2 separate regions of the Homo sapiens genome follow, and region 2 is linked to region 1. Evidence: read pairs that join two places in POLR2A ChIA-PET (ENCODE). Cell type or tissue: Panc1. All regions are shown on one strand. Links, peaks and the distances in the headings refer to the core of each region. The heading gives the core; the rest is flanking DNA.

Region 1 (4,391 bases), core at 319-4,318:
TATATTAGCAAACACACCTGTGTGCACACGGAGCTTGCGGACCAGTCTGGAAGGGGAGGGCGGGGCCGACCCGGACCCTCCAGGGAACGCCCTTGAGTAACTCGCGCACTTGGGACCCATTCCCACCTAGGACCATAGGCTCAAGATGGCCTGGTGGATGCCGCCGGCACGCGCCTCTCCTCTGGCGGGAACCGAAGGCGCCGGTAGGTTTTCACACTTGCAGCCGATCGGCTAAGAGAACGCGGGATTCAGCCGAGAAGCCACTGGGAGCCCGAGGAGCGGAGCAGAGGCACCCAGGCAGCCTGCGCGGAGAAATCGGATCGGCTAGGACGGCCTGCAGCCCCTGCGCGCGGGGAAAGGGTGAGTGAGAGACCCCGGGGGCTCCGCAGTCCCCCCACGGACTTCCACAGCCCCCTGACCCTCGTGGACCTCCAGAGTAGGGGGCAGCGGGCGAGAGATTCCCCAGCGGCGTTGCAGGAGCCCACGTGGAGCCCACGGGCTTCCCTGCCCTGAGCAGCTGCAGCTGCAGCCGCCGCCGCCCAGCTGAGGGCCAGGGAGGGAGCGGGGAGGCCAGAGGCTTTCATACGTCCGAAAAGACTAATAACCCCACCGCCACCGCGGGACTCAGACGCGAACCAACCGCTTGCCTGCTCTACCCCGCCTGAGCTTTCCTGGGGACCAGCCCTTCCCTGTCCGTCCTAGCCAGCGACCGAACCCCGGGGCCCTCAGGACAGTCCGCTGGTGGTTCTGCCTCCTGAGGACTTGCGCACGCGGGCCGGAGGCCTGGGGATTGGTGACTATTCTGCCTCTTCCGCCACCGTTGGCGGCTGAACACTCCTCCCCGGTGTCTGAGTTCAGGGGCCCAGCCTGCGGATAACACCTCAGGCTACCTACAGGCCCGGGGACTCGCGTGCCCGCCCAACCTGGTCAGCCACCACCAACACCAGCAGGGACCGCCTGGATTCCGGAGGGTTGCCCCCCCAACTGCAACTACCCTGCCCACATCACACCCACTGCCCCAACGCCTGAGATCAGCCACACCCCCAGCCAGTGGCTGCCACTACCAGCATTAGAGCAGGGCACCTAGAGACACACGAATCACTCCCCACAACCCGCTAATAACAGAGCCAGCATGCACTGCTCTGGGACTAAAGAATAGGTAAGATCAGGCCACCACTGGGGCCCAAATACTGGCCCACCTGGCCGCCTAGTCCCCAGCAACCACAGCCTCCACTAATAACCACACCCTAAGCCACCCAAGAAATCATACAGAGCCTACAGTACTACCCCAAATCAAAGCCAAAGTGCCCCAGCTAACCAACACCCTATCTACATTTTCAGGAAGAAGTCCTCCCCTACAAAGCGAGTTCACAAACTTGGAAGAAGCCACTTTCACAGGATGCACAGATCTCAACGGAAGGACACAGAAAACATGAAAAAGCAAGGAAATGGGGCGCCTCCAACGGAACCCAGTAATTCTCCAGCAGCAGATCCCCATCCAAAAGAAACAGAAGACATTTTGGAGAGAGAATTGAATATACATATTATACAGTTGTGGGCATAATACAAGCATCATTTGGAAAAGAACAGAGAAAAAAGATGGAAGGAGTTACCGTACTGCAGGAAAAAATTATCAACTCCAGTGATATTATTAAATACAACCTAACGACACTTCTGAAGCTGAAGAAATCACTGGATGAAATACAAAGTAAACTCAAAAGCTTCAGTGATAGACTAGAACAAGAAGAAGAAAGACTCTCAAAACTTGAAATCTGAAGCATGTTTCTTAAAGATTTAAAGGGTTATTATACTCTGGCCATTAATGTGAACGAAATCTGCTGGGTTAATTCTTATACTGGGGTCTTGGATAATCATTAAAGTGAAATGAGAATAATTTCTTTTTGAGATGATCAATTTTATGAGGTCGATTTTTTTTTTTTTTTTTTAATGAGACTGAGTCTTGCTCTGTCGCCCAGGCTGGAGTGCAGTGGCATGATTTCGGTTCACTGCAACCTCCGTCTCCCAGGTTCAAGAGATTCTCCTGCCTTAGCCTCCAGAGTAGCTGGGACTACAGGCGTGTACCACCACACCCAGCTTATTTTTGTATTTTTAGTAGAGATGGGGTTTCACCATGTTAGCCAAGGTGGTCTCAAACTCCTGACCTCAGGTGATCCACCCGCCTCGGCTTCCCAAAGGGCTGGGATTACAGGCATGAGCCACCGGGCTGGCTGAGATGGATTCTTGTTAGGCAGCAGTCATGGAAAGATGATTTGATTCAGTTGACATTAACAGTACGCACAGTAATCCTAACAGGTGAATGTAATTTAAGCTAAATTACCAGGCAATTGTCATAGTCTGGAAAACACACTCTGCCAGGTGAGGTGGCTCAGGCCTATAATCCCAGCACTTTTGGGAGGCCGAGGAGGGTGGATCACCTAGGGTCAGGAGTTCAAGACCAGCCTGGCCAACATGCTGAAACCCCGTCTCTATTAAAAATAGAAACAAAATTAGCCGGGCGTGGTGGCGGGCGCCTGTAGTCCCAGCTACCAGGAGGCTGAGGCAGGAGAATGGCATGAACCCAGGAGGCGGAGCTTGCAGTGAGCTGAGATCGCACCACTGCACTCAAGCCTGGATGACAGAGTGAGACCCCCGTCTCAAAAAATAAATAAATAAATAAACTTTTGGAGATAAATGCCAACAATCTTCCAAAATATCCTGGGTGAGCTGTACACCCATGCTGCTACAGTGTACTCACTAAAGTCAAAAGTTGGAAACACCTAAATAGCCAACAGATGAATGGATAAACAAAATGTGGTCTGGCCATATGATGGAATATTATTCTACCTTCTTAAGGAAAGAAGGTTTTTTGTTTTGTTTTCCAGACAGAGTCTCTCTTTGTCACCCAGGCTAGAGTACAGTGGCGAGACGTCGGCTCACTGCAACCTCCACCTCCCAGGTTCACACGATTCTTGTGCCTCGACCTCCTGAGTAGCTGGGATTACAGGTGTGCCCCACCATGTCTGGCTTATTTATTTATTTATTTAGAGATGGAGTTTCATTCTTGTTGCCCAGGCTGGAGTGCAATGGCGTGATCTCGGCTCACCGCAACCTCAAGCCTCCTGGGTTCAAGCAATTCTCCTGCCTCAGCCTTCCGAGTAGCTGGGATTACAGGCATGCGCCACCACGCCTGGCTAATTTTGTATTTTTAGTAGAGACGGTTTTGCCATGTTGGCCAGGCTGGTTTTGAACTCCTGGCCTCAGGTCATCCACTTGCCTTGGCCTCCCAAAGTGCTGGGATTATGGGCATGAGCCACCATGCTCACCTTAAAAAGGAAGGAAATTCTGACACATGCTGCAATCAGGTGAACCTTGAGATCATTAGGTTACCTGGAATAAACCAGTAACAAAAAAACAAATACCATATGATTCCCCTTGTATAAAGGACTTAGAGGAGGCAACATCAGAGACAAAAAATAGAATAGAATGGTGGTTGCCAGGGCCTGGGGGAAGGAGGAAAGGGGAGTTGTTCAATGGTTATAGAGTTTCAGTTAGGGATCATAGAAAGTTCTGGAGATGGATGGTGGTGATGGTTGCATAACAATGTGAGTGTATTTAATGCTACTGAACTGTATACTTCCAAATGGTTAGAATGGGCTGGTCCTGGTAAGGTGGGTGGATGGATTCAGCTCGCAAGTTTGAGACCAGTCTGGGGAGCATGGTGAAACCCCGTCTCTACAGTAAAAATTTGGCTGGTCGTGGTGGTGCGATCCTGTAGTCTCAGCTACTTGGGAGGCTAAGGTGGGAGGATGGCTTGGGCCAAGGAGATGGAGGTTGAAGTGAGCCCAGATGGCACCACTCCACTCCAGCCTAGGCTAAAGAGGCAGGCTGGGCACGGTGGCTCATGCCTGTAATCCCAGTACTTTGGGAGGTTGAGGCGGGCAGATCACAAGGTCAAGACTTTGAGATCATCCTGGCCGACAATGGTGAAACCCTGTCTCTACTGAAAATACAAAAATTAGCTGGGCGTGGTGGCATACGCCTATAGTCTCAGCTACTCGGGAGGCTGAGGCAGGAGGATGGCTTGAACCCAGGAGGTGGAGGTTGCAGTGAGCTAAGATCACACCACTGCACTCCAGACTGGCAATAGAGTGAGACTCCATCTCAAAAAAAAAAAAATAAAATAAAGGTTAGATTGGCAAATTTTATGTTATGGATAGTTTGTCACAAGATAGCAGTATTGTTAAATATGAAAAAATACTGAGTGACTAAATTTTTAGGTTTATAATATAAAAACAAAACATTTCTTTTTTTTTTTTTTTGAGATGGAGTCTCACTCTTGTTGCCGGGGCGGGAGTGCAATGTGCCATCTTGGCTCACCGCAACCTCCACCT
Region 2 (4,391 bases), core at 315-4,314, 82 kb after region 1:
TCAGGCTGGTTTTTTTTTTTTTTTTTTTTTTTTAAGACGGAGTCTCACTGTGTTGCCTAGGCTAGAGTTCAATAGCGTCATCTCGGCTTACTGCAACCTCCGCCTCCGGGGTTCAAACCATTCTCCTGCCTCAGCCTCCCGAGTAGCTGGGATTACAGGCTTCAGCCAGCTAAATTTTGTATTTTTAGTAGAGATGGGGTTTCACCATGTTGGACAGGCTGATCTTGAACTCCTGACCTCAGGTGATCCACCTGCCTTGGCCTCCCAAAGTGCTGGGATTACAGACATGAGGTACTGTGCCTGGCCTCAGGCTGGTCTTGACCTCCTGGGCTCAAGCAATCCTCCAGCCTCGGCCTCCCAGTGTGTTGGGATTACAGGCATGAGCTATTGCACCTGGCCAGTGGAGACTCTTATAGTCTTCCAATGTGTGTGTATGTGTGTTGGTCATTGTGTGTGTTAGGACTCTCTAGAGGGGCAGAACTAATAGGATATATATGTATATATGAAAGGGAGTTGATTAAGGAGAATTGACTCATGCAATCACAGGGTGAAGTCCCATAATAAGCCGTCTACAAGCTGAGGAGCTAGGAAGCCAGCAGTGGTTCGTCCTAGTTCCAAAACCTCCAAAGTAAGGAAGCCAACAGTGCAGCCTTCAGTCTGTGGCTGAAGGTCTGAAAGCCCCTGGCAAACCACTGGCGTACATTTAAGAGTTCAAAAGCTGAAAAGCCTGGCGTCTGATATTTGAGGGCAGGAAGCTTCCAGCACGGGAGAACAATGAAGGCTGGAAGACTCAGCAAGTCAGCTCCTTTCACCTTCTCTGCCTGCTTTTTCTAGCCACGCTGGCAGCCGATTGAATGGTGCCCACCCACATTGAGGGTGGGTCCTCCTCACCCAGTCCACTGACTCAACTGTTAATCTCCTCTGAAAACACCCAGAAACAACTAGAAACAATACTTTGCATTCTTCAATCCAATCAATTTGACACTATATATACACACACACACACACACTATATATATATATATATATACACACACACACATATATATGTGTATATATATAGTATGTGTGTGTATATACGGTGTGTGTGTATATATATACTCGACACTAAATATGTATATATATATATGTGTATATATATGTGTGTATATATATATATATATATTTGTGACGGAGTCTCACTCTGTTGCCCAGGCTGCAGTGCAGTGGCGTGATCTTGGCTCACTGCAACCTCCGCAGCCTGGGTTCAAGTGATTCTCCTGCCTCAGCCTCCTGAGTAGCTGGGATCACAGGCATCCGCCACCATGCCCAGCTAATTTTTGTATTTTTAGTAGAGATGGGGTTTCTCCATGTTGGCCAGGCTGGTCTCGAACTCCTGACCTCAAGTGATCCACTTGCCTCAGCCTCCCAAAGTGCTGGGATTACAGGCGTGAGCCACCACGCCTGGCCCCATACAATTGAAAAAAATTTTTTTTAATTTTTTAATTTATTTGTTTATTTGTTTTTTGAGTCTCACTCTGTCGCCCAGGTTGGAGTGCAGTGGTGCGATCTCGGCTCACTGCAAACTCTGCCTCCCAGGTTCACGCCATTCTCCTGCCTCAGCCTCCCAAGTAGCTGGGACTACAGGCGCCCACCACCACGCCCGGCTAATTTTTTGTATTTTTAGTAGAGACCGGATGTTAGTTAGCTAGTAGTTAGCTAGGATGGTCTCGATCTCCTGACCTCGTGATCTGCCTGCCTCGGCCTCCCAAAGTGTTGGGATTACAGGCGTGAGCCACCGCGCCCGGCCACAATTTTTATATGTTGGTTATACCTCAGAGAAATAGGGGAATAAAAAACCTCAAAACCTTGTTGAGTTTCATCAAGGGTGGGGCTTCATCTTTTTTGCAGAGGATGTCCGAAGTAGAAGGCTCTGAGGGGAGAGAAAAGTTCTAGAGAGGGGATGATGCTGCAGTTGGCCAGACTGCATTCTGAATTGTGTATCTCCTGCCGAGTGTCTGCCCTGAGCAGGCCTCCTCTGGTCCTGTCCTAGCTTGTTTTTTTTTTTTTTTTTTTTTTTAATTTTTTGAGACAGGGTCTGGCTCTGTTGCCCAGGCTAAGTGCAGTGGCACGATCACGGCTCACTGCAGCCTCAACCTCCTGGGCTCAAGCAAGCCTCCTGAGTAGCTAGGACTACAGGTGTGCACCACCTAGCTAATTTTAATCTTTATTTTTTTTGAGATAGGGTTTCACTCTGTTGCCCAGGCTGGAGTGCAGCGGTGCACCGCACCTGGCCCTGGCTTGCTTTGTTCTCGTTTCACGCACTTCATCTGCAGCTGAACCGCAGGCCCCTGGGGGTCAGGAGCCCTGTCCCAGAAGGTTATGTCTGTCACGACAGGTAATCCAGCACTGAGCACAGGATGTGAATTAAAACAATCCCTTATTGAATCAACGGCAGCTGGACCCACTGGGACAGCGCTGTGTTGACTTTTTGGGCTGCAAAGTCCAACTCACGCAGGAGCTCACAAGGCTGGAGTTGGATTCTGACCCGAAGTGAACCAGGAGTGAACAGGGAGCACGGTGGACCCAGACCCAATGTGAGGGTCCAGGCTGTTGCCTGAGTAAGGAGTTTGGCAGGAAAGCTCAATATTCTGTACTGGAAGGGGGTGGTAGCATTGCAAGTTGTCTGCCTGCTAGGCCTAGGTCCGGGACAGCTGCTTGTGGGGACAGCTGTCTCAGCGTCGGACAGAGCATCTGCCCTAGATTAATCCCAGAACCTGGCCACGCCCCTGGGGAGCAGAGCCGGGGTAGGGTTACCGCACACCAGGAAACGCGCCTGCTTTGCTGACAGCGGGTGGGTAGCTTGCAGGATGGATGGGCTCTGGGGGCGGCCAGGGGTGCCACTGGGAAAGGCAGACTCACTGCTGGCTGAGCCAAAGCCACCCCCACGGGATGCAAGCTGACACTCCCAAGAGCTGCTTTCTTTCCGCTGGACCCGAAACCGGCACGAGATGATCTCCAAGAATTATGAGAAGAGTTGGGAATGGAAACCAAATGTTCGTGTCAGGTAGAAAAAGCTGATGGAAGCCCATAGCCCAGCAGGCTCTGGGTGCTTCAGGGTTCAGGCTCCTGTGGTCAGCACAGATGTTTAGGTGAAAGAAACCCGACACACTGAAAAAAAAAAAAGTTTATTTTTTCCCCCTTGATTATATTTATTATAGAAAACCTGGAAAATCTGGAAAAGTGAAAAATCATTTATCATTGTATTTTGCAAACATTTTAAACTTTTTATTATTTATATTGTGGTAAAATAGACCTAACAGACGATTTACTGTCTTTTATTTTCTTCTTTTTATTTTTATTTTTTTTTGAGACAGAGTTTTACTCTGTCACCCAGGCTGGAGTGCAGTGTGAAGCATTCTCTCTCTCGCTCTCTCTCTCTCTCTTTATATATATATAAATACATACATATATATATAAAGAGAGAGATTTTATATATATATTGTAATATTTTTTAACATATATTTTAATATAATTATATATATATATATATTTATATATATATATATATATATATATTTTTTTTTAAGACAGAGTCTCACTGTGTCACCCAGGCTGGAGTGCAGTGGTGCAATCTCGACTCACTGCAACCTCCATCTCCTGGGTTCAAGCGATTCTCATACCTCAGCCTCTCGAGTAGCTGGGACTATAGGCATGCGCCACCATACCTGGCTAGTTTTTGTTTCTTATTAAAGAGGGGTTTCACCATGTTGGCCAAGTATCGGACTCCCAGCCTCAAGTGATTTGCTCACCTCAGCCTCCCAAAGTGCTGGGAGTACAGGCGTGAGCCACTGCGCCCTGCCAAAATTTACCATCTTAAACCATTTCCCAGTGTATAGCACAGTGGCATTAAAGACATTTACATTGTCATGCAATCACCATCACCATCCATCTCTGGAACTCTTTTCATCTTGCAAAACTGAAACTCTGGGCCGGGCGCCGTGGCTCACGCCTGTAATCCCAGTACTTTGGGAGGCTAAGGCGGGTGGATCACCTGAGGTCAGGAGTTCAAGACCAGCCTGGCCAACATGGTGAAACCCTGTCTCCACTAAAAATACAAAAAATTAGCTGGGTGTGCTGGTGGAAGCCTGTAATTCAGCTATCTGGGAGGCTGAGGCAGGAGAATCTCCTGAACCCGGGAGACGGAGGTTGCAGTCAGCCGAGATCGCGCCATTACACTTCAGCCTGGGCAACAAGAGCAAAACTCTGTCTCAAAAACAGACAAACAAAAAGCCCCGAAACTCTGTACCTGTGAAATGCTAACTGCATTTCTGTCCTCCCCTGGCCCCTGGCAATCACCACCTATTTTCTTTTTTTTTTTTTGAGACAGTCTCACTCTGTTGCCCAGGCTC

What was found. Peaks named below come from ENCODE experiments on the same cell type or tissue, not always from the same donor. Only the 100,000 strongest peaks of a DNase experiment are listed, where the experiment ranks them.
Region 2: POLR2A ChIA-PET joins it to region 1 with 9 read pairs; 4 of 35 experiments call an interaction of 5 or more read pairs at or near these places.

What each region holds. Positions count from the first base shown.
Region 1 is chr7:101,302,669-101,307,059 of GRCh38, forward strand. No RefSeq gene overlaps it. Among named protein-coding and RNA genes, the nearest start is that of EMSLR, 3.4 kb to the right of the region's middle. RefSeq lists enhancers at 1-140, 141-843. In Panc1, for the core only: no CTCF peak of the experiment used is centred there; no DNase peak of the experiment used is centred there.
Region 2 is chr7:101,384,222-101,388,612 of GRCh38, forward strand. The region is part of intron 1 of COL26A1 (collagen type XXVI alpha 1 chain); the gene reads left to right. Among named protein-coding and RNA genes, the nearest start is that of COL26A1, 24 kb to the left of the region's middle. RefSeq lists an enhancer at 2,057-2,672. In Panc1, for the core only: no CTCF peak of the experiment used is centred there; no DNase peak of the experiment used is centred there; H3K4me3 peaks cover 518 bases; H3K27ac peaks cover 1,374 bases.